2 separate regions of the Mus musculus genome follow, and region 2 is linked to region 1. A link is a loop called in an ENCODE intact Hi-C map of the cell type or tissue named here. Cell type or tissue: left cerebral cortex. All regions are shown on one strand. Links, peaks and the distances in the headings refer to the core of each region. The heading gives the core; the rest is flanking DNA. Region 1 holds the start of Gm15987 (predicted gene 15987). Region 2 overlaps BC035044 (cDNA sequence BC035044).

Region 1 (12,894 bases), core at 2,976-10,975:
CCTCCAGAAAATTAGCAATCCCAGGGAGACACATGCAGTAGACCAACCCACAGTCCTGCCAGCTTCTCACCTGCAGAAGCTAGAATCACTGGGGAGAGGGGCTTGTCCGGAGGCTTAATACCCATTGAAATTTCATCTCAGCTATTTTGGTCACTGTGTGGTTAAATGTCTCATGGAAGAGGAGAGCTTTCATGTTAAACCCACCTCTAGGTCAGGCAGGTGACTCAGACCTGTAATCCCAGATACTTGGGAGACTGAAACAGGTTATAGATGTAAGGCCTGCCTGGACTACAGAATTAATTCTAGACCAGTGAGACCCTGTCCTAACATAAAAAGAGGGCCAGGGTAAAGCCCAGCACTAGAACACTTACCTAGCATGCATAAACCACTAGGTACACTCTCCAGTAGTGGGGTAGGGGAGGGTAGAAGGAATGGAACACAATGTCATGAACCATAACTGTTTACTTCTTTAGAGTGCTAACCACATGTCACAGGGTGCTTGTGAAAATCAGCCTTGACTTTGAGGAAGCAAGGCACACCAGAGAAAACAGTGTCCCACACTACCTTCTCTATGGGACACATGTCACAGATATGTCTCCTTTTGGTGGGGAGTAGGGTAAAGGAATAGCTGTTGCCAGGGCTGGCCTCAAACACTTGGGCTCAGATGGCTTCTTCCTCAGCCCCAAGAGTAGCTGGGACTACAGGTGTGTGTTCAAAACTGTGCCTGGTTCTTTTAATTTTATGGTTTTGGGGTTTTTTTTTAGTTGTTGTTGTTCTAAAGTAAATATCACTATCTTTTCACTTTCAGACGAGTCCTGATTGGAGCTCAGCATAATGGTCTATAATCTCAGGACTCTGGAGGCCAAGGCAGGGAGATTAAAAGTTTAAGATCAGTCTGAGTACATAGAAAAAGCTCTGGGTCAGAGAAGTAGAAAAAGAGAAGGAAAGAATTTTGTGGTTGCTTGCTGAATTGTATAGCCACATTACATAGCAGAGACTAACAGTGTTTACTTAATTTAGGTTCCACTTAGTTTAAAAAGAATTTGTACAGTTTTAATCTTCTTTCAGCCTTTTCAGCCTTTCACCTTGCAAATGCAGCCTCTTAATTCATACGATTCTTTTTATGGATTTTTATAATGGAAAACTGGTAGGTCTTGCTTTTTGGTTTTTTTTTTTTTTTTTTTTTTTACACATAAAGATGTATTTTTATTTTAAAAATGAAATAAAATAAAATAAAATAAAATAAACACAAACTACTACAGTCCATTTGTAGACATATAGACCCAAGCACAAACCTTAATATCATAGACATTTGATATTTAGAAAAATAAGGGAGAATATTTGTGAACTTGTCTTGGGCAAAATCATCTTAGATTTAAGAGCAAAATCACTGTCTGGACAACAGGATGGTTATACATTGATGTGGATATCAATGTTGATGTAGAACTAACACGCCTTTTTAAAGCTAAATTGTACAGCTACTACAAAACTGTTTGTAAGTATAAAATATGATATGCTCCCATCCACCCACATATCCCCATGCTGGAAAGGACAGCCTGCATTTAAGTGGCACGATATCTTTATGTGAATATTTATAACAGCTTTAAGGATCCCTGTGAAAATGATACATTTGTGACCATTGAAATATTATCCCCAAGCTGATGACAAGGTAAACCTTCTCTCAACACAAGAAACAACTCAGAACACAAGCCTGGGCTTGCCCTATCTCATGCCACTTTAACAGGCAAAATATCCCAAGGGCTTCTTACCCAAAAAGTCCCTAAACTAAGCCTTCCAGTAAGCTTATGCAAACCAAGTCAGAGAACTACAGGGAGTGGCAGTTTCATTTGAGAGGAGACACCCAACAGCCACTACTAACCTCCTCCTCTCACTTCTCTAGAAGTTTCCTGACAGCCTTTCACAACATCTTTGTATAATATTTGCTGGTGAGACTCATGCAAAATTCTGAACTCAGAGCATGGTTCTGACAGCAGTGCTGTAGACATGGTCTCTCAGCATCTCTCCAGCACTGCTTGTTTCTGACATGCTACTGATAAGCACTGCAGTGTGAGTGATGAACAGAGGGCATTGCTGTGACAAGCTGAAAGAACTCAGGTGGGACCTCTCTGCTTCATGGACACATTTTATGGCATCTGGAAAGGTGAGTACTCACAGCTGAGGTAGAGGAGCAGGGAGAGTCTGCAGCAGACAATGGGGAAACTGAGATAGGGTATGGGGTCTGTATATACTTTTACACTTGACTTAGCCAAAAGGCTGAGAAGCGATGTGTATGTACTTTTAAAATGACTGTTTCAGTCTTATTTATCTTACATGTAACAGTGCTTTGTTGGCCTGTATGCTAGAATGTATGTATGTATGTATGTATGTATGTATACTACAGGCATGATTAGTATTAGAAGAGCTTAGACAAGTATATTGGATCCCTGGAATTGGAATTAGGGGTGGGTGTGTAAGCCACCATATGGGTGCTTGGAATGAAACCCCAGTCCTCTGCAAGAGCAATAAATGCTCTCAATGGTTGAGCCAAATCTTCAGCCCCTATATATCATGATGAAGAATGCAAGATTATATAGTTTTCAAAATTCACAGAATTGAATTAATTTTACTGGATGTAAATTATACTTTTTACAGAGTTTTCACTGACTTTAACCCTTTCATTTCACTCATTTTCACACACCTAACATACCAGGAAGCTTCTATTACATTAACAAGCAGGAAAAGAATCCTTAGGATTAGAAAGAAAGCTTTAAGGCACTGAACTGTTTCCTTTGGATCCACACAGAACTCCCTGGCTTCATTCTTTCTAGTTCTACAGAATATAAAAAGATAGTATAATAAATTCTACTGTGCTCATTTCGAGCCTCAGCACCTCTCAGCCATGTGTTGCTGTGAGCAATCGAGCTTCCCCTGGGAGCACTCCTCAGCCCTCCTCACACTCCTATAGAAAGTAAATCTTGGGAGATTTCTAAACCCCTTCATATTGGAGTGGTTTGGTTTCATTGTGATTTCTAGTTCTGCACTGTGATTTCAAAAATCTTTCCAATCCAAGAAAAGAGTGGAAACTCCTGTCTGCTTTTAGCTGACAAACCCCTCTACAACTGATGAACAATGTTGCCTTTCAGTGCCTGACTAATTTGTCTCAGCATGTCACCCAGATCCACCCATGTTGTCACAAAAGACATCCTATCTTACTAGTGCATAGTATTCCAGTATATATGGGAGTAAGTATCACAGTTTTTCCACACTCATCCACTGATAGATGCTGATGTCTGTTTGGTTGGAGCCTTTGACTTGGCGCACACTGCGTACCTCCCACAACCCCAGCCCTGGCACCAAAAGTCCAGTTCCGCATTCATGATAGCTGTAGCAACCTTTGTCCCCAGCCTAGGTGACCACACTGGGGCTCAAGCCCAGCTTGTGGCAGGCAGGTCATTTTCCTTCACCAACAATCTATAAAAGCCTTCTCTGCCATAGCCTACAGGACTTCCGTCTTGTCCCCTGAGACCAGTGAACTTGCCCTGGAACTGTTCTGAAACAAATAGGCTTTTCTACTTTTAATTCAGCTCAAATTGGCTTATTCAGTCAGCAGAGAAGCCTGTTAGTGTGTTCCATGTGCTGGCTATTGTGAACACACAAGCAAGTAAAAATATCTCTTGCCAGAGGCTGGAGGGAAGTAGAGACAGAACAGATATTAATTTCTTCAAAGTGGTATCAAATTTGGTGTTCAAAGACACAGTAGGATGAATACTGCTCACAACAAGGTACCATATTTCTAAAGCTAGCCCAAGTGATTTTGAATATATTCACCATAATGAAACAAAGAGCAAGTTCGTTCATCTTACTGTGTCAATCAAAAACCACATCCTGCTCTGGCCTTGAACTATTTGGATTTGCTCACTGGCAGGGGCACCAATGAGAGGAGAAAAGGCTGCACAGGCCTGTTTTAAGTAGCCAAGATTTGTTCTCAGGTCCGGAAGGTGATGAAAAAAGTCGCCATTTTAGAACCTCACCATCTTATTGCTCAGTCATGGACTCTCTTAAGGCGCTCTAGTGTTCATCTAGACTACTTGCCCTCAGAAGCACATGGCTTATCTGAGAAACAGTAGTATTACTCATGACCTTTCTCTTTGGGTATCAGTCAGAGGAGGTGAAAACATTAGATACAGTAACTGTCACCAAATTCAGTTGCTTTATGTCCCTTGGCCTGTGCTGTGAGGACCTGGCTACCATTTTTAACCCATAGAAAAGTCTGAAGAACAAAGGAAATCTTTACTTTTCTAAGTTTTCCCAACACAGCAGGCGCTATGGCTTACTGTGAGGACTATGGGACTTGGTGGAACCTGGTGGAACCTCACAGTCAGAGGCAGCAAGCAGATCACACCTCAAGGAGACCCCATTCTACACTCTGTTTAAGGGTCTGTTTAAGGGACCAGGATAGCTGTGGAGGGGGGTACTTTAGGTGTGCACAGGATGGCATGGAGTAGGGCCCTAGGGTTGAAGGGAGGCATGGTTAGATCTCCCTCTTCCTCGGCCTGTCCCCCACCTCCCAGAACATTGTTTCCAATCATCATAGCAGCTAAGCTGTCCATTAAGAAGGAGCTTGTCTGGTTTCCCTAGGCTTCCACTAGGCCCGTGATCTAACAACAATTGTGAACTCTGCTTTTCAAGAAATTTGATATTTTATTCCTAAACAAAAGTATTAAAGTGGGGGTAAAGTTATGGCTCAACAGGGAAGGGAGCTTGCTGCTCTTGCAGAGAGAGAGGGCTTGGTTCATTCCCAGCACCCAGTGAACTAAAACTGTAGATGGATTTGTGGATGGGATAAATCTCCCACCCCCACCCTACTGGAAAACACCTGATCCTTCCCTGATGCCACAAGAGTCATTTAAGGCCAGAAAGAGTATATTGCCTGATACCAGTGTCCTCAGGAAGAGAGAAATTCTGAGAGCTTGGAGGTTTGGGGAAGGGGGAGTGCACCATGTGTTATGGGAGCCTGAAAGGAAAGTTGTAGGGAGGTGTGGAGGAGGGGCACTTTAGGTGTGGGCTGGGTGGCAAGGTGTGCCAGAGCAAGCCCAAGGTCCTCTAGTCAACCCTCCAGGAATCTGGGCACCTGCTTTGATTTACAAACTCAAAAGGACCACATCCTTCTGCAGTAGCAGGGATCTCAGGATCAAGTGTGAGTGCAGGCCCTCAAGTCAATGGGAGACACACAGACATTTCCCCAAAGGAGTATCTGAGGGTATCTCTAAATCTGCTGGTGGTGGGGGTGATGGCACGGGGCCTTGTTCAAACTTGACACCAACAACACCCACTTCTGCTACAGTTTACTTACAGCAATTGAGCACAGTAAATCCCAGCCTCTAGGCATGTTGGGAGCCATTTGTTTATAGCACTTTCTGTAAGTTAGTGGAGTCCAAACTGGAGAAACCCTGGAAAGAGGTACTAACAAATTCTCTGTTGGTTGCACTTTCCCCCAACACATTTAAGTAACACAGGCCATACCAGAAAGCACAGAGTGGCATGATTACTTTCCTACCACAGCAGAGCTCCTACCCTCTTACACGCGTTCGCGACCGGCCAGGAAAGACGCAACAAACCGGAATCTTCTGTGGCAAAAGATTCCTTACATCTTCAGGAGCCAGAGAGCAAGAGCTCTATTGCTTACATCTTTAGGAGCCAGAGCGCAAGAGTGCAAGAGAGAGAATGGCGAAAACCCGTCCCCTTTTAAGGAGAATTATCCTCCGCCTAGGACGTGTCACTCCCTGATTGGCTGCAGCCCATAGGCCGAGTTGTCGTCAAGGGGAAGGCAGAGCACATGGGGTGGAGAACTACCCTTGGCACATGCGCAGATTATTTGTTTACCACTTAGAACACAGGATGTCAGCGCCATCTTGCAATGGCGAATGTGAGGGCAGCCTCCCATACTACCCTCCACCCCACCCTAGCCTCAGCATATCTATAGAGACCCACTGTGGCAGGCTAACAGGAGCAAGATCCAGCTCCCCTGAGGAAGCCTCCCCCACTTTAGTTTAGTTAGCATTTCATTAAATACTTAGAGTTTTTCTCCTGTTTCCAAGCAATCTGGCATGGGAGGCTCTGCACCACTATCTTCTTGCTGAAGCAATGAGCTTCTGATGAATGAACAAACTTTTCGGACAGCGTGTGAGCTTGTGGTCAGATTTTCAAATCAGCTAACTTGGTAAGCTGCCAGTGATTGGGTGCCTACCTTCTAAGTAGGTCAGACCACACCCTCCCTTAGAACTAAAACACTGGGAAGGGATTAGAGAAGTCAGGAATACATGCTAGACTGCAAAGGAAAGAAACAGAGCTGAGAAATGTTTTAGATTTCGCAGGTACAAAAATGCTTTTTTTTTTTTTTTTGTGGAAGGCACTTTTATTGTGTGTGGTGCTAGGGATCAAATTCAGATCAAACTTGTACGTGAGAAGTGTGAAGTCTACCATTCAGCTGTGCCTTTGGACGCTGGTTCTATATAAACAGGGGATGGGGGGTTGGGGGTGGGGGCATCTCAAATACAACTCTATTCATTTCAGAAGATCACTAGCCATACTCAACCTTTCTCTACTTTGCCTGACTCCTTTCTTTTTGCCTCACCAAAACTTTACTGTTGTCAACAATTTCTTTTTTTATTATTAATTACTTTATTTATTTACATTTCAAATGTTGTTCCCCTTTTTGATCTCCCCTCCATGAACCTCTCACCTCATTCCACCTCTCCTTTGCCTATAAGAGGGTTCTCTCCCACCCACATACCCACTCCTTCCTTGCCCCTCTAGCATTCCTCTTCTCTGAGGCATCAAGCTGCCACAGGACCAAGTGCCTCCACTCCCACTGACACATGATGAATCACTCACTCTTCTGCTACAAATTAGCTGGAATCATGGACCCATCCATGTATACTCTTTGGTTGTTTGTTTAGTCCCTAGGAGCTCTTGGGGATCCAGTTGTTTGAGTCTGTTGTTCTTCCTAAGGGGTTGCAATACTCTTCAGCTCCTTCAGTCCTTCCCCGGACTCTTCCATCATGGTCTCTGGGCTCAGTCCAAAAGTTGACTGTGAGTATCTGCATCTGTCTTAGTCAGGTTCTAGCAGAGCCTCTCAGAGGACAGCCTTACCAGGCTCCTGTCTGCAAGCACATTTTAACATCAGTAATATAGTAGGGATTTGGTGTCTGCAGATGGAATAAATTCTAAGTTGGGGGGGGGGGAATTCTCTAGGTGGCCTTTCCTTCAGTCTCTGCTCCATTTTTTGACTCTGCATTTCCTTTAGATAGGAACAATTCTGGGTTAAAATTTTTGAGGGTGAGTGGCCCCATCCCTCAACTGGGGGGGCCATATCTATCTACTGGAGGTGGTCTCTACAGATTCTACCTCCCCACTGTTGGGCATTTCAGTTAATGCCATACCCATTGGGTCCTAGGAGCCCCTTGCATCCCTGGATCTGGCACTTTCTAGTGGTTTCTCCTCCTCCCTCCATTCCCCAACCCCACCCCCTGTGCCACATATTTCTATTCCTTCTGCCAGTCCTTTGGACTTCTCTCCTGTCTCTTCTCACACTTGATCCTGACCACCCCCTTTTTCCGTTTCTCTCCCCTCTACCACCCAGGTCCCTTTCTGTCTCTACCTCACATGATTATTTTTTTCCCCTCCTAAGTGAGATTGAACCTTCCACACTTTGGCCTCCTTCTTGTTAATCTTCGTATGGTCTGTGACTTGTATCATGGGTATTCTGAGCTTTTGGGCAAATAATCACTTATCAGGGAGTAGAGATGATGTATATCCTTTTGGGTCTGGGTTACCTCACTTGGGATATTTTCTAGGTCTATCCATTTGCTGCAAAATTCATGTAGCCCTTGTTTTTAATAACTGAATAGTATTCCATTGTGTAAATGTAACACATCTTCTGTATTCATTCTTCCATTGAGGGAGATCTGCATTGTTTCCAGCTTTTGATTATTATAAAAAAGGCTATTATGAACATAGCTCAGCAAATGTCTTTGTGGGATAATGGAGCATCTCTTGGATATATGACCAGGAGTTGTGTAGCTAGTTATTCAGGAATACTTATTTCCAATTTTCTGAGTAGCTGGCAGATTGATTTCCAAAATGGTTGCATCAGCTTGCAGTCCCACAAGCAATGGAGGAGAGTTCCTCTTTCTCACTTCCTCACCAGCAACTGCAGTCACCTGAGTTGTTTTATCTTAACCATTTTGGCTGGTATGAAGTAGAATCTCAGTGTTCTTTTGATTTACATTGCCATGATAACTAAGGATGTTGAACATTTTTGTAGGTACTTCTCAGCCATTCAAGATTCCTCAGTTGATAATTCTTTGTTTAGCTCTGTACCCCATTTTTTCACTGGGTTGCTTAATTTTCTGGAGTCTAATTTCTTGAGTTCTTTGCATATCTAAGATATTAGTCCTCTACCATATGTAGGGTTGGTAAAGATGTTTCCCCAATCTGTAGGGTGTCATTTTGTCCTGTTGAGAGTGTCCTTTGCCTTACAGAAGCTTTCCAGTTTCATGAGGTCCCATTTGCCAATTGCTAATTTAGAGCCTCAGCCATTTCTGTTGTGTTCAGGAAATTTTCCCTGTGCCAAAATGTTCTAGGCTATTTCCCACTTTCTCTTCTATTAGATTTAGTGTTCCTAATTTTATGTTGAGGTCCTTGATCTGCTTAGACTTCAGCTTTGTACAAGGAGATAAAAATGGATCAATTTGAATTCCTCTACATACAGACCATGACCATTTGTTGAAAATGCTTACTTTTAGCTGGGCATGGTGGTGGAAGCCTTTAATCCCAGCACACGGGAGGCAGAGGGAGGCAGATTTCTGAGTTCGAGTCTACCCTGGTCTACACCATGAGTTCCATGACAGCCAGGACTATAAAGAGAAACCCTGTCCAAAAAACCAAAAAAAGAAAGAAAGAAAAAAAACAGATTATCCATTCTGTAGAGGAAGAATATTGATTTGTCTGAGTTAATTTTATTTCAGACACTTATCTGAAGTTGTTTATCAGATGTAGGAGTTCTCTGTTAGAATTTTGGTGATCAACTATGCATACTATCATATCATCAGCAAATAGCGATACCTTGACTTCTTCCTTTCTCATTTGTAACCCTTTGACATCCTTTTGTTGTCTAATTGCTCTAGCTAAAACTTCAACTGCTGTATTGAATAGATGTGGAGAGAGTGAGCAGCCTTGTCTTGTCCCTGATTATAAGTGAGATTGCTTCATGTTTCTCTACATTTAACCTGATGTTGACCATTGTTCTGCTGTATAATGCTTTTATGATGTTTAGGTGTGTGCCTTTAATTCGTGATCTTTCCAATAATTTTAACATGAAGGGGTGTTGTATTTTGCCAAAGGCTTTTTCAGCATGTAATCAGATGATTATATGATATTTTTTGACTTTGTTTATATAGTGGATTATGTTGATGGATTTTGGAATATTGAACCATCCCTGCATCCATGGGATAAAGCCTACTTGGTCGTGTTGAATGATCCTTTGGATGTGTTCTTGTGTTGCAATAAATCTCTACCCCAATAAGCCTGTGCAAAACCCACACAACTCAGTTACAATATTTATAAGGTGTGTGGATAGATTGGGTAGATATAGAGCTACATTAATTTGTTCCCCAGCTATGAGATTCCTTGTACCAGCGGCTTCTCCAAGCCATGTGATTCTGATTCATCTTCCTCTAACCGCCTCTCCTCCATCCTTCTTCCTCTACTCTCTAAAAGCCCCAGCCTCACATTTCCCTTCCACTGACCAATCATAGGCTTTAGCCTTTATTTTACAAGTTAAAATGGGGAGAATGGTCACATGAAATCACTTGAGTATGTGATCCACTCATTTTCAAGGTAGCCCCTCTTAAGAAAGCAGAATTAACATCAGAGTACAAACTGCCCCAGGGCAACCCACAACATTCCTCCTTTTTGTCCAATTAAAAGACTTTTTTCTCTCAGGTATAAATTGATCTCAATCATCCCAGTCATGCAAATTATGAAGAATAAGATACACTTAACACCCAGGCCATCATATGTGTCAATTTAGATAAAGCACTCTACCACCAATCCTAACTTAAAGAACTTGCAAATCTCTACCTGAATTGTGTTCTGGTTTTAGCTTCTTTCACCATCTGAAAACCATCCTCTCAAATCTATATCATCTATCTCAATACAAAACAACTTGCCTGTACTATGAAACTATAACTTATCTTCAACCCCCAGAAGAATCCATGAACAAATTAAACATCACAAAAAATAACTTCCAAAACTTAACCAATTTGTAGAGACAGCTAACTAACCTGGACCGTCACTCATTCCTCAAAATGTTAGAGCATCAGTCTTCAGCCTTCTGGCCAGGATTATCTGACAGACCTTTGTAAAGCAGAATTATAAAGAACTGCTTACCCTGTCTTGACAGAGTTATCAGTCAAAAATTCCACATAGTGTGTCCTTTTCCTGGACAGTATTTTTGTCTATAGATGAATTGGGGCAAATCTTACCAGAGTCTATCTGGCCACAACTGGAGAAACCCCACTGATGCTCAATTTCTTCTTTGAACGAAGAAGGGGGTGCTCTCAGGAGAAGACATGTCTCTACTCAAATGATCTTTAATAATGAAATGGCCTTAAATGTCATATTCTGTGGACTTCTGATGCTTTTGAAGACTATCTATGTCAAGTACAGCTGAACTGTTAAATCCTAACTATTCTTAGTCATTTCTAATTGAGTAACTCATAATCAAATCAGAATATAATGTAACTATGAGTTTACTATTTGGCCTTTAACTTGCATTACTCAATCATCCTAGGCAGTTTGTAATGTCAGTTATTAGAAGGACTGCATCTAAGCATTATAGTCGACATAAGTTGCATAGACACAATGCCTGTCAGAGAGTAAGCACATTAATTTCAAACTTTGCATCAATATAAAAAATTCACAATAAAGAAAACCTTAGATCTATATCAATCTATAAATTGTGTACCAATGTAAATGTATAACTTTAATTTGCATCAATTACAAAAACTTCAACCAATGTAAGATGTGGCTATTCGTTGTTTTGTCTAAGACTAAATTTGATTACATATCCCTATTTGCCTACTCCTTTAATTTCTATGATACTACTATATCTGGCTTTTTCTCTTCTACTCCTCTTTACTTTACCTAAGACGGAAGGATAGATAAGAGGAAAGGAAAGGTAGAAATCCCTGAGTCTAAGCTCTCTAGTTTCCTCCCTGTCCAAAGCTACAACATTAGCAAATTATCCCTTAAAATGACAACATATCTCCAATTCATAAAATAACCAGAACCATCCACCCCAACCTAAAGGACTGGGACAACAATCTTCTTTTGCTTTCTTTTAGCTGAATTGGGGTAAAGAATTCCCTTCTGGGTGCCCAAAGGGAAATAGGAAAATTGGTTTTGTCACAGGAAGGCTAGTTGGCATCATTTGCCTTCTAGTCTCTATGTGCTGAGAAAGTTCATGGCTTAGTTGATATCCTGACTATAACAGTCTGAAAGGCTGGATGGGAGAGCTAGCTGTTCTGGAAATATCCTGGAAGCAAGTCTTTAGAGGAAACATCTTCAATGTAATTGAGATAGAAACAAATAAGGAGCTGGAATAGAAAGCCCCAGAATTTCAGCATCCCAGAGTGTGAGTCTTGTCAGAGCTATCTTTCTCCTCTATTATTCTGCAACACACAAACCTCACAAGCAATGCATAACTCTGTAAAAACATTCGAATGCAGCCTGCATGATTCACAGATTTGTTAGTAAAGATCAATAAAGGAAGACAACTGTCTTTCTTCATAGATTAGTTTAATCGCATAAAATCAAACTACAATCCAATTTTCCATTCATGCCATCTTATAGGGTGTATGTAATAACAGGTAATGAGAATTTTGTACTCAATAAGTGTTGTTGGCTGGATATAGACATGTAGGTCTCAGCAGGTTCCAGCTCTGTCTCTGTGTACAGACACATATATACATCACCACATATACATCACCTATTTTGTTCATCTTGTTAGTCTCCTTCTTGTCTGCAGCAAAGCTCTTCAGGGCTCTCCCTTGGTCATATCTGATTTTTATCCATTTGGAAGGAACCCACAGCTTTTCTCTTCCTGTGGAAATATAGGTGTAACACCTCCAGTACTGTAACACATTTCCTGTTTCCATTTTGAATGCAGAATATGCTTAAAATAAATAGGCTTGTTTAGTTCAGCAGTTTTTTTCCACAACCCAATGTCCTTCTGCAGCCATAGTTTTGTTGTTCACTAGAATTTAAAAATTTCAAAGTTAATAAAGCACTATGTAATCTATCTCTGGGTTTTTTATTCCCCCCCACCCCTTTGCCTGTTAAGCATCTTGTTTAGAGTTCAATTAAATCTCTCCACAATCGCTTGTCTGGTAGGATTATGTGGTAGGCCTGGAATGTGTTTTATATTATAATATGTAATAAAAACTGCTTTATCTTATTAGTGACCTATGCCAGACATTGTCAGGTTTAGTTTCTATGAGTATTCTCATAATGGCTATAACTTCTAACAAATGTGTAATCACAGAGTCAGCCTTTCCTGAAGTTAAGGCAGTTGCCCATTGAAATCCTGATTACATGTACATATTTCAGTTTACCAAATTCTGTCTGAAAAAACAAAAAACAAAAAAAAAAAAGAACTCTCTTGATTAGTGTTAGGACAATGACATAGCAAGAAGAGGAAATATGAAGTATTTAGTCAATGGAAACTGATTTTAGGTTAAAAAAAAGCAATACATTACATCTATTAAAGCTTATATCTGAACTTGTGTATCGTTTATCGTGATGTCTATAAGAAATCTGGCAGTCTTAGCT
Region 2 (12,894 bases), core at 1,777-9,776, 98 kb after region 1:
AAATCTCAAATCAGACTTAAAGCCACAAGATGTCTTTAGAATGAAAATAACAGCTGCCTCTAGCACGCTCTAGGGGGCGGGGATGCACACCCACTGCAGTCTGGCTGAAGGTGTTGATTGACCTGCTTAAAAAAAAAAAAAAAAAACGAGATCTAGACAATGAGAAAATAGCAATGTAAATCTTCTTTTGGGGAAGACCAGGTACTTTATTCAGTTGCAAACTAGCAAGGCTCAAGCTCAGTCTCTGGGCTGGTTTTAGAATTAGTAAAAAGGCCAGAGATTCTCTGGAAGTGGGGGATGTGCTCTGAATTAACTTTGCTCGGTAATTAAGAATATAGTTATCTACAATAGGAATCTCTACTATTGGACTAAGTATTAAACCAGTCTAAGATTGAGTTAGAATGACTGGTCACACTGAAGAAAAGAGAAAAATCATTATGACTCTATTAAATGACTAATCTTACTAAGTCAGAATATACAGTCTCAGATGTACTATTGTCATAGAGTTAAAAGGCTTGAAGCTAGTCTAAACTGGAAAAATGGTAAGCAAGGATGGATCTAAAACATGAATCTAATTTAATTTCTTAGTCATTTCAATCAGGGCACTGAGTCAACTTACCTGCCAGCTCGTCACATGAATTAACCATTATGCTTTTGTAGCGTTCTGTGGAGAGAACTTGTTTTTCCCTTCCCTAATAAGGTAGCTGTTTAGGATCAATCTATAAGCCAATAAGTAGATCCTTTTAAGATACTATAAAGCATTTATTAAATTTTTTGACATCCAAATTTTAAAATTTTAAAATAAAGGTATGATTTAAATAGTGTGCATGGGAATGCACTAAATAGTATGTACGGGGATACAATTTCTCCCTTTTTTGTCTTTTAGGAAGTTAAAGTTTTAAAGTTTCACAATATCTAATCTTTTGAATTAATAACTTGTTGACAAAACATTTTAAATACTTGTCTGTAAAGGGGCAGTGACTAATGGCACTTTTAATTATTTCTCTTAAGGAGCAGTTGTAACCAGAAAGCTTGAAAATTTATTAAGTGTCACATGTGCATAATTTATTTATTTATTAACTAGAAATAAGAGCATTTATTTGTAGCAAATTATTAAGTAAAAGTCCTCAAGAATTAACATTATTATGTGGAAACAAGTAGTAACTGAGGACACTAAAAGGAAAGAATTATACATGAACAATTTTTAAGAATATTAAAATATTATCTTAAACCATAACTGTTATGAATATACAAAGAATGAGGTTATATATTTAATCTACCTTATATGTATGACCTATAGACTGTCTGAGATATAAATTTAGCCTGGCATTGTTTTAAAATGTCCGGGCAATTTAGAACAATTTAATAAATGTCTAAAACCTGCCTTCTTAAAAGGACAGCATTTTTTCTATGAGTTGTATATGCATAAGCAATTGAAAATTTGAGAATTAATAGCATCTGAGGGACAAACAATCTTAAGCAATTGTGAGCTCTGAGATATAGCATTGACTATTAATATACAAATTAAGGTTTGATTGTTTAGTATTATAAAACACCATTTACAGCACACAACTAGATTATTTGTGCTGAAACAGGGGGAAACTGTGTGACTCAAGGCCCTGCCCTGCAGCAGCCAGCAGCTAGTTGGGCCCACGTAGACCAACAATCGGCTGGGAGGATGAGAAAAATGATTTTACAATGTTTTTTCTGGCCAAGGAATTGTCTTGGACACAGCTAATATTTAATTGTCAATGAATATAATTAACAACAATTATAAAAGCTTTTTTTATTTTTTGTAAAACCTTTTGTAGTAAACTAAAACCCTAAGTAATAAAAGGATATTGTCTCTGAATCTTTTGGGTGAGAGCAGGATTTAAAGTAAACTTTTCTTGAGAAGCATTAGTTAATAAAACATTTTTCACTTAGGAAAAAATATACATTGAAAGATTAAAACTCTTGGCTTCTTGTATAGAAGCAGAAATGATAAAAATTTCTTACATAATGTAGATCAATATTTAGCCATATTAGAGGCAAAATATTTTAGTTATTACAAACTCACTAGAAGCAAAACCTTTACAATCATTAAGATGCAAAGGAGAGAGAAAAAGAAGCAAACCTTCGGATCTATAATAACTATATAAAAGGTAGGCAAACCAGATTGTAATGCCTTGATAAATTTTACGGTCTGATTGACTCTATAAACTATGAATGTGAACTTCATTAAAACGGCATCTGGCTAGATCTGCAAAGAATTATTAAGTTTCTTTTGCAACATTAACTTTGGGAAGGTAAAACCCAATTTTAAAACAATTTATTACTTATAGAATTAATATTAGAAGCATTACTATAATTTTACGAAGTTTGGCTGCTAATTAATACCTATGAATACATGCAAGCTTTAATGTTTTAATAAAGAGACATTGTTTTAAATCTTATCTTTAATTTTACTTTCTAGGATAAGAACCACATTATTTATTATCTTAACTAGAAATATCTTTAGAGACCCAGCTTCTTGGCCTGCCTTATGCCACGTGTTGGAAGGACCCTAAACTTGAGTTATCAATTTTAAGACTAACCATCTGGTACCAGTGTAGCAAATATTAATCTTAACCAACAACTTATGAGCTGATTGTGAAATCACTCAGAGCACATTACCAATAAAAAAGAACCAAATGAAGCAGTTACATTTAGACCAATCAGAAAATATTAATTTTTCTAGCTACAATCATAGAATAAAAAGCACTTTATCATTTGCCAAACACATTAATCACAATTGTAGAGAACCCTCCAGGAAAAAAACATTTATCAGCTTTTTTACCCCAAAACTAAGAGGCTGTAGACTCTCCTTTTTTCTTATAACGAACAGTTTTTCCAGCAGGGGCCCTCCTGCCATGTGTCTGTTTTCTGGTTGAAGCACGGGGCAGCTCTCGGCTTTGCAGATAAAGTATTTTAGCCATCTTTATTATCCAACATAAAACATAGAACATTCATTCATACAGACTGGACACGAACATACATGAATTGAACATGTGAACAGATTGGTGCACCAGACATTAGACAAGACATAAAAGGGGCAGAGTACTTCTGCTATAAAGCCCAGAGAGAACAAAGCATGGCACTTCTGAAATTTCTCTCTGCTTTTTGTGACATTTTCCTCCCGCATGATGCAGTTTTTTAACTGTGGCCATCCGCCTGATTATTAATTTCCTTTTAATAAACCCTTTCTGTTCTCACGCCTAAAAATGTAGCTTCTGGGAGCTATGGCTAACCACCTGTTATGTTCCTAGCTCCTGATATGCCTCACTGCTGAACCTAAGTGAATTAGCGCTCAGGTTAAACACTGTTTCAGCTTAAATGTCTTTCTGTTGTTCATGCTGCTCTATAAATTTCTGTATCTTCTGTTCTAGGCCCTGCTTCCATAATTTTAATGTTGTAGTTCTGATGTTGTAGAATCAGCCTTATTTTGACGTACTAGCTTTAGTAAATTATCCTCGAGACTCTGCTTCCAAATTTTAACTCTATCTCTTTGCTGTTCAGTCTGATCTATGAAATTCTACATCCCTTTTTTTTAGCATCTTTTCCAGCTCCTTTCTCCAGCCTTTATTCTTTATTCTTCTCTTTCTGTTGCTTATCTTGACTTATAAAATCCTGAACATTTAGTTCTAGTGTGTCCTCAAATCCTTTTTCTAAAACACGTAATTTTTTATCTAGGACCCTGTCTTTTGGGAAGGCATGGTAAATCAAGAGAATAAATACTGTAGTAACAGTAAGTGACTAGGTATTTCTTTCCTTTAAGTTCATCCCTGTCAAACCCTTCAAAATATCATTCCATAAAGCCCAAAAGGTTTATTGTGTCTCTCATTTTAAAGTATCAAATATAATATATGTGTGTGTATGTATGTGTGTGTGTATATATACATACACACACATATATTCATACACATACACATACATATATTCGAAGGGAGAGGGTGCCACACTACCTCTAGTAGGATCTGTGTGACAAGTTCCACAAACTGTGGCGATTGACCTCAAAGGGTGGAGGCCTCCTGGAAATGGCTGTGGAACTCTTCGCCAGAGAAAAATTATTTAGCGTAGTTCTCATGGTAATCTATGTGTTCTGTTTTCTCTTATTCCTTTTCTTTTTACATGTTCCTGGTAGCCTAGACCAAAATCTTAAGGAAGAATAATGGGTAAGAAACTGTCCCTTGAGATGGGGTCACTAATATGACCTTATCTTGGGGAAAACAACACTTTACATTAAAAAACATTTATAAAATTATATAATAGTATTATGACAGATAAAAACTTTCCAACAATAAAATTTCATATGACTATACATATATCATCGGAGGTGAGTTTTGATATATGTCAAAGAAAGCCTTAATTGGGGCTGGAGAGATGGTTCAGTGGTTAAGAGCACTGACTGCTCTTCTCAAGGTCCTGAGTTCAAATTTTAGCAACCACATGGTGGCTCGCAACCATCTGTTATGAGATCTGATGCCCTCTTCTGATGTGTCTAATGACAGCTACAGTGTACTTACATATAATAATAAATATTTTTTTAAATTTTTTTAAAAAAGAAAACCTTAAGTAGAAAGAATTAAATTAGTTTAAATTTATGCATTGAAGATTTATAAAAATTCAAGCATTAGATATTAAATAATAATTGACCATATAGGGCTGGAAAGTTAGCTCAGCAGTTAAGAGCACTGAACATAAAGATTTATTAACCTGATCTTGGAAATATGCCACTAGCCTTGGATGACTGCCCCACTGAATACATCCTTTTCGAATTGTTATATTTTGATGATTTATAATGATGTTACCTGTTGTGTTTGTGATTCACTGAATACATAGTTTCAGAGTTGGAATGCTTGGATTATTTTTGTGCTTTACTATGCTAAATGATTTTTGTTGGTACATGTGATTGTTTTGCTGGATATAGTTTCTAAGAGTTGTAATGTTTGGTTTTTTTAATGTATAAAATCCCCTGCTTGAAAGCTGTAAAATATACTCATATTCAAACTGCCTCTGTGTTTGTTTCTGTTTGTCACTGCTGAATCCTTACCCATCTAGCTTCAAAAACCCTCATTCCAGGGACCCCCATACCCAACTGGGGTTGTCCATGGCAGGGGCAGTGGACATTTATCTCAGGTTAGTTAGGTTCTAAGCAATACAATGGATGCCAATCTGTTGCAGTAAATCTCCAACCCCAATAAGCCTGTGAAAATAACACACAACTCAGTTACAATATTCATAAGCTGTATGCCTAGATTGGTCAGATGACCACTACATTAATCTATTCCCCAGCTATGAGCCTCCTTCTTACTTGTGACTTCTCCAGGTCATATGACTGCTCCATCTTCCTCCCTCCTCATCTCCTCCATTCTTATTCCTCTACTCTCTAAAGCGTCCAGCCCCACCTTTCCCTTCCACTGCCTAATCACAGGCTCCAGACTATTTTACCAGTTAAAATGAGAAGTTCACATGAAATCACCTGAGTAAGCTATCCACTCCAGAGTCTGGGAAGCCCCTTCTTGAGGAAACAGAATTAACCTCAGAATACAAACAGCACCAGGGCAACCCACTTGGTTGGCAAGAATTTTATTGAGTATATTTGCATAGATATTCATAAGCAAAATTGGTCTGAAGTTCTCTTTCTTTGTTTGGTCTTTGTGCAGTTTAGGTATTAGCTTAATACCTATGGTTTCATAGAACAAGTTAGGTAGTATTCCTTCTGTTTCTATTTTGTGGAATAATTTGAGAAGTGTTGGAATTAGGTCTTCTTTGAAGGACTGATAGAATTCTGCACTAAAACCACTTGGCCCTGGGCTTTTTTTTTTTTTTTTTTTTTTTTTTGGTTGGGAGACTTTAATGACTGCTTCTATTTTCTTAGAGGTTATGTGACTTTTTAGATAATTTATCTGTTCTGAACTAACTTTGGTACCTGGTATCTGTCTATAAAATCATCCAATTCATCTGGATTTCCCAATTTTGTTGAGTATAGGCTTTTATAGTAGAATCTGATGTTTTGTTTTGTTTTAATTTCCTCAGTTTCTGCTGCTATGTCTCACTTTTCATTTCTGATTTTGTTAATTGGGATACTTTCTCTGTTCCATTTACTTAAATTAGCTAAGGGTATAACTGTCTTGTTGATTTTCTCAAAAAGCCATCAACTAGTTTTGTTGATTCTTTGTATTGTTCTCTTTGTTTCTAATTGATTGATTACAGTCCAGAGTTCAATTGTTTCTGGCTATCTACTCCTCTTGGGTATGTTTGCTTCTTTTTGTTCTAGAACTTTTAGATATGTTGTTAAGCCGTTAGAATAGGATCTAGCAAATTTCTTTATGAAGTCACTTAGTGCTATGAAATTTTCTCTTAGCACTGCTTTCATTGTGTCCCAAAAATTTGGGTATGCTGTGCTTTCATTTTCATTAAATTTTGGAAAGTCTTTCATTTTTTTCTTTATTTCTTCCCTGTCTAAGTTATCATGGAGTGCAGAGCTGTTTAGTGTTCATGAGTGTGTGGGCTTTCTATTGTTTTGGTTGTATTGAAGACCAGCCTTAGTCAGTGGCAATCTGATAGAATGCATGGATTTCAATCTTCTTGTATCTGTTGAGGCTTGGTTTTGTGTGCAATTATATGATCAGTTTTGGAGAAGATACCATGAGGTGCTGAGAAGGTATTCTTTTGTTTTAGGGTAAAATGTTCTGTAGATATCTGGTTTAATCCATTATGTTCATAACTTGTTAGTTTCCTTGTGCTTCTGCTAGTTTCTGTTTCCATGACCTGTCCATTGGTGAGAGTGGAATATTGAAGTCTCCTACTAATATTGTGTGAGGTTTAATGTGTGTTTTGAGCTTTAGTAAAGTTTCTTTTACAAATGTGGGTACCCTTGCATTGGGGCATAGAATTGAGAGTTCATCTTGATGGATATTTCCTTTGATGAGTATGATGTGTACTTCCCATCTCTTTTAATAACTTTTGGTTGACTGTCTATTTTAGTGGATATTAGAATGGCTACTCCACCTTGTTTCTTGGGACCATTTGCTTGAAAGATTTTTTTCCACCCTTTTACTTTTAAGTAGTATCTGACTGTGTGACTGTGGTGTGTTTCCTGACTGCAGCAAAATGCTGGATTCTGTTTACATATCCAATCTATTAGTCTATGTCTTTTTATTGGGAAATTGAGTCCACTGATATTGAGAGATATTAAGGACCAATGATTATTGGTTCCTTTTATTTTGGTTGTTAGAGGTGGAATCATGTTTGTGTGGTTCTCTTCTTTTGGGTTTGTTGTCAGATGATTAATTTCTTGCTTTTCTTAGGGTGTAGATTCCCTCCTTGTGTTGGGCGTTTCCTTCTATTATCCTCTGTGGGGATGGATTAGTGAAAAGATATTGTTTAAATTTGGGTTTTTTTTTTTTCATGAACTATTTTGGTTTTTCTGTCAGGAGCCATAATGAGACAATCTAATAACTAGCAGGTGAACATCCTGAAGTGGCCTGCCTCGAATTATTATATAATCTGCGACAGGTGAACCCTCATTAAGCAAGGCTGTGAGGGACTCATTTTAGGAAAGATTCCTGCTATTAATATGCTTTTCCTGTTAACATTAAACATATATAACAATCGCTAAGTAGGAACAAACCCGCTTTGAAGCAGAACTCTGCAGATCCATGAAGATGTACTATCTTGTAGTGATGCTATATAGACAAATAGATGATTTAAGTCTTAATGATGATCCTATAAGAATTCCTAAAATTATATCTGTGATTATTAAGCTCTTTTATAATGGGACTGCTATTAGGTCCTTTTCTGATAGTCAAAGCTGCAGTGAGAACTCTGACAGTCTCCCAAGTGTCACCAGTTAATTGCTCTTAGATGGTAACCAGACTTTCTCCTACCCAGAGCACATTCCAGGATGGTGTAAAACAATTAACCTAAGGTCATGAAAAGGCAACTAACGGCTTATTATAGGTGCTAGGACAGAAGATATAATATTGACTGGGTTTATCTATACAAAACTTCACTGATAAGTTAGTTATGGTTTAAACCTTCAGTGAACTTGTGGAGCTCAGACAGATGATGGGTGTTTAACCAGATAATTACTCCTAATGGATATGCATGTAAACTTCGCTGTTGTAAACTTCTATTTCAATTTATGATTTCATTTTTGTGTGTGAGCTGGTGATGAACTTTGTAACATGTGATCGTGTATTCTGAAAGATGTATAAGTACTGAGAACAAAGAGAAGCAAGAGAATCATGAATTAAGAACTAAGATCAATGGAGAGTGAAGATCAATAGAGGAGACTTTTTTGCCTTTCCCCACTTAGAGAATTTTCCCTTTATTCACTTAGGATCTTTCTGCTTTTCCCCTTTACAACCTGGTAATAAATTCTATAATCACTTCTCTAAGTGTCTTCTCTTCCTGTGACTTCGGACTAGCAGGCCTAAAGTTGGAGCTCAGCAGTTCCTGCTGAGATAGACAAGGCTATTTTCTTAATCCTTTGTGGCTTGAAGAAGAGGTGCTGGGTGCCAGACACTGCAGTTTCTGGCCTCAGGGGATCACAGAAGGCAGGTCAGCTACAACAGCACAGTAAGTTAGGCTTGGATAAGTAAACTTTTTATTATACAGCAACCCTAAATATCTCAAAAAAAGTCCTACCCTCCACCTAAGCGCTTCCCCTGAAGCTGCCTCAAGAAGAACCAATAAAAAAGAACATCCCACACCAGGGCTATTACTGCATTACTAACAGGGACTTCTGCTTGAAAGAAAGCAACACCCATGCTTGAAAGAAAGCATCCCAGCTTGAAAGGAAGCAAACACCGCCCCACCCCACCCCCACCCATGCTTAAAATAAAGCAACCCCCTGCTTGAAAGAAAGCAACACCACCACCACCACCACCCCTCACTCCCGCTTGTAAGGAAGCAATCCCCAGCCTGAAAGAAGGCAACGATTCCCCACCCCACTCCACCCCTGGCCTGAAAGAAGGTATCTAGTAGGTTCTTGATAAATACATAGCTTATAGTAGGAGTTTTATTGGCTAGTATTAAGCACTGGCCTGCTATCTGGTACTGATCCTGTTAAGTGTAAATAGTTTGTAACTATTTACAACAACTACTGCTAGCACCTATGTGAATCAGGATGGGACAAAGTGAATTTTTTGTAGATATTTTTAAGCATACTCTTAAGAAAAAAGGCATTAAGGTTAACATTATCCAGCTGACTGACTTTCCTCAGTTTGTACAAATGGTCAGTCCTTGGTTTCCAGGAAAGAGAACTTTCGATGTGGATACTTGGGAGAAAGTAGGGTTAGTTAGATATTAAAAACTGGTTCTCAGAGACTGGAGGATTTGGCAGGCCCCTTGCAGCATTTGCTATTTGGAATGTGCTTAGGAAGGCATTGGCAGATGACAAAATACCCATATGTGCTCAGGAGACAATAGATTCACCTCCTTGTGAGGGAACTCCATTACTACAGTCTCGCTCAGAATCTAAGAACAATGTTTATTTCTCAACAGAAAAGTCTGAGAAAAGTAGCTCGGGGAGGTTAGTTATGAAATCAGAAGAGGAAAAATCAAGCTCAGAGGAGGAGTCTGACTCTGAAAAGAAATTGACAAAATATAAACATAAGTGACCTGCCATGCAGCATTTAAATATAAGTCATTCCACAAGGTCCCCTGAAAAACTTAGAAAGAAACCAAAGGGGCCTATCAGATCTGCTGCTGGTGTACTCCAAACTCAGCAACAGGGTAAATTGTTAGGCTGTTTCCCAGGGAGTATGGAGAATAACAAAGAGGATAAGGATTTCTTATGGGAACCTTTGGCATTTAAATTGCTTATGACTCTTCATGATTGGTTTAAAATAGCCAGAGCCTATTTAACTAAAGATGAATTTTTACTGTGGAGATATATATATATATGAACTTGGCTCAGAAAGTTATCTAAGATGTCTGGAAAAAAAGAGGGGAATGAAAGAGTTAACATACGAAATGTTTATGTGTACAGAGGAGTGGTTTGAAGAAACAGCTCAACAAAAAATAACAAAGGAAGCTCTAATAAAAATATCAACTGCAGCCCTAGAATCATGAAGATACTTGCCTAACAGAGATACAGAATTCAAAAGGCTTGCTAATATAATACAGAAACCAACTCAGCTGATGGAGGCTATGGAAAAAATAGTTCTTAGCATTGAGGCAAAAGATATTGTTTTAAAACAACTGGCCTTTGAGAGTACTTGCACCCACTTCTCAATCTCTTCTAAAGAGAATTTAAAAATCTAGAAATGTATTTAAAGCATGTGTTGAGGTTGCTACTTCATATTTTCAAAGTGTATTGTTGGAGACCATACCGTGAGAAAGTAGGCCTCTCACAGTTTCCCATCCTAATAAGTCAAATGGCCTTGTGTTAAGGAGCTGGTTACCCCCCTCCTCCCTATTCCCTTGCTGGCACCTGAGGCCATGAAAAGCTGAATTATAGTCCCCTCTTCCTTATCTCTTCCTGACTCCCAAGACTTCTAAGGACACGAGTTATGTGCTGAGCCCAGCCTGACACCCAAGGCTGTTAAGGAGGATTCTACATTCCGGAGATAGACTCAGAGTGACTCCCGCCTGCAGTCTGAATTTGCCCTTCATGTCCCCAGATGCCCACTTCTTTGTTCTTATTTAATTACCCCTCAACCCCTCCCTATTCCCCTTGCTGTGTGCTTAAAACCTGGCATTTCAGCCTAATAAACTGAGACCTTGACAGGAACCCTCCTTGGTCTCCGCTTCTTTTTCCCTTACACCCATTTCTCTTCCAGGTTTGTGGTCCCCCTCACACTGGTGCTACAGAGGTAGGCTTGTCAGGCCTGTGGGGTCCGTCCCCCATGCCTTAGGGGTGCATGGAAGGCCTCTGTTGGGAGCCATTAAGGCAACGCTATTGTCCTGATCTCTGAATTGGGCCTCTCCCCCGTTTTAATATTTTTAAAAAGGCATATTGTATAATAAATTTGTAGCCATGTTTTTAACGATTGCCTAAACGTCTGTTTGCTCACCGGGTGATTCTCTAAAACCACGAAGGACACAAGGACACAAGGACAAGTCATCTATGAGGCTTGAATTAATGGTCCCAGTCTTTTGGATATAACTTGGGCTAGCCAAGGGATTTAGGAATGAAGCAAGCTCCGTGGGTAGAGGTAGAGGTCTGATCCCCAGTGTGTAATGTTAGGGGCCATGTACAGGATTGACTCTCAGGCCCACAGATCTTTACCCAGAGTAACCCTGACCTGCTCCTGTGCCGTTTTTTCTGGGGAAAGGTCCCTGGGGCACTCAACCTTTATGCAATCAGACATGCCTCTCAGAGACTGTCTAACAGCTTTTAGACTAATCTCTGTGCAGTACTTAGTCTTACAACTCTCACGGGCGACGGCTTCAAGTTTTAATTTTTTGATGTGTCTAGCCTGGGATGACTGTTTAGTTTCCAATGTGGCGAGAACGTATATTACCATGTCGGAAAAGCACAGACTACGGCAATCTATAAATGATTCCTGGCATGAGAATGATGGCCGAATTTAGGGGGAGGGGAATGATCTTACTTAAGCATTTTATGGAAATTGAGTCTCTCTCCCCGAGAAGAGGGTGATGAAGCGGCATCCGCGTCTGCCTCTTCTCCAGTAACCTGCTTGTTATCGCCAACGTCTAGCCGATGGTAATGAACTGAAACAAATGCACTTGAGAGAGATGAATCAATCTGAGATTTAACAAATCGGGTCAATTTTTGAAATGCCCAAGGACCAAAGGAAATCAATAATAGGAGTCCCAATAGGGGCCCCAAAAGGGAGAACAACAAGGTCGAAAGCCGGGGGGAGGTTGAAAACCAGTTTTGGTAGTCTACCTTCCCTCTAGGCCATTGTAAATACTTGTGTATGGGTGTAACTCAGCTATCTACAGTTCTAAGTATCTACTCTGGTTCCTCTTTAGGTCTTAAACTTCCTTTTTCCTAGTTGATGCTAAATTCCTGTGTAAGGCAGTGACCTAGCTTTTATTAAAGTGATAGTGTAATGCCAGAGGCAATTCTGAATGTCACTAAATAGGCAACTTTCTTCCTGAATTCTAAGCCCATGGTCTGCTCAAGAACTTTCTAGGATGCTATCTCCTGTCCTATGCTAAGACTTCTAAGACGTCTTTTGCCTCTAAATTTTTATCTATATAATATGTTGCTCTGACAAAGCTATGGAAATATTTCTATGCTTATCATTAACAAAATGGGCAGTATGTAGCTGCTGATCTAAAGCTGTGGTAGATACCTTTTAAAGTTTGCATTTTCAGATTTTAAAACCAAGGATCATTTTCTAACTCTAATAGGCAGCAAAACATAAGCAGGTCTCTAACAAAAACATAACAGTAGATTCCTTATCTAAATTAGGATTTACACAATTAGTTAATTGACAAGAATTACAATGAATATTTTAGACTTGCCAAGATTGGCGATCTTAACTCTTAAAATTATCGAACAATAAGCATATAGGTAAGGTACACAAACTTTCATAGCTATAAGGAGCTGGCCTGAGTGGCCAAAAACAGTCTCTGACGAAAGCATCTTGTACATTCTCTGTACCAGTCTTTTTGCCTCACGAGTCAGCTTTTTTAGTTGTTTGTATTTTAAGTTGGCACCAGGTTGGTACTCCTTGCTGCAGCCCATGGTGGAGATACGAAGTTTCTTTATCTGTTTGTAAGTGGATGCTCTCCGATTTCTCCTCTTTTGTGTACTCAGCACAGCTTTTTGGTCACCACTGTCAGGGCACTCACAGGTCACAGGTCAGCCTGTCACATTGGAAGCTAGTATGCTCTTGTAGCATTCTGTGGAAAAAACAGAAACATTCCCCCTTTTCCCCATATTAAGTA

Evidence for each region. A loop is a pair of places that touch in the nucleus more often than their neighbours do. Peaks named below come from ENCODE experiments on the same cell type or tissue, not always from the same donor. Only the 100,000 strongest peaks of a DNase experiment are listed, where the experiment ranks them.
Region 2: a loop joins it to region 1, with 2.7 times the contacts of the local background. A loop is called at or near these places in 15 of 42 quality-filtered maps.

What each region holds. Positions count from the first base shown.
Region 1 is chr6:128,963,987-128,976,880 of GRCm38, reverse strand. The region is part of intron 2 of Clec2g (C-type lectin domain family 2, member g); the gene reads right to left. It overlaps Gm15987 (predicted gene 15987), which reads left to right and starts at 1,852. Exons shown (of 2, transcript NR_045009.2): 1 at 1,852-2,161. It overlaps Mir7649 (microRNA 7649), which reads left to right and starts at 1,986; the gene lies at 1,986-2,041. It also overlaps the pseudogene Gm8778. In left cerebral cortex, for the core only: no CTCF peak of the experiment used is centred there; DNase peaks (open chromatin) are centred at 6,142 and 6,894.
Region 2 is chr6:128,865,062-128,877,955 of GRCm38, reverse strand. The region is part of intron 2 of BC035044 (cDNA sequence BC035044); the gene reads left to right. Among named protein-coding and RNA genes, the nearest start is that of Gm34849, 14 kb to the right of the region's middle. In left cerebral cortex, for the core only: no CTCF peak of the experiment used is centred there; no DNase peak of the experiment used is centred there.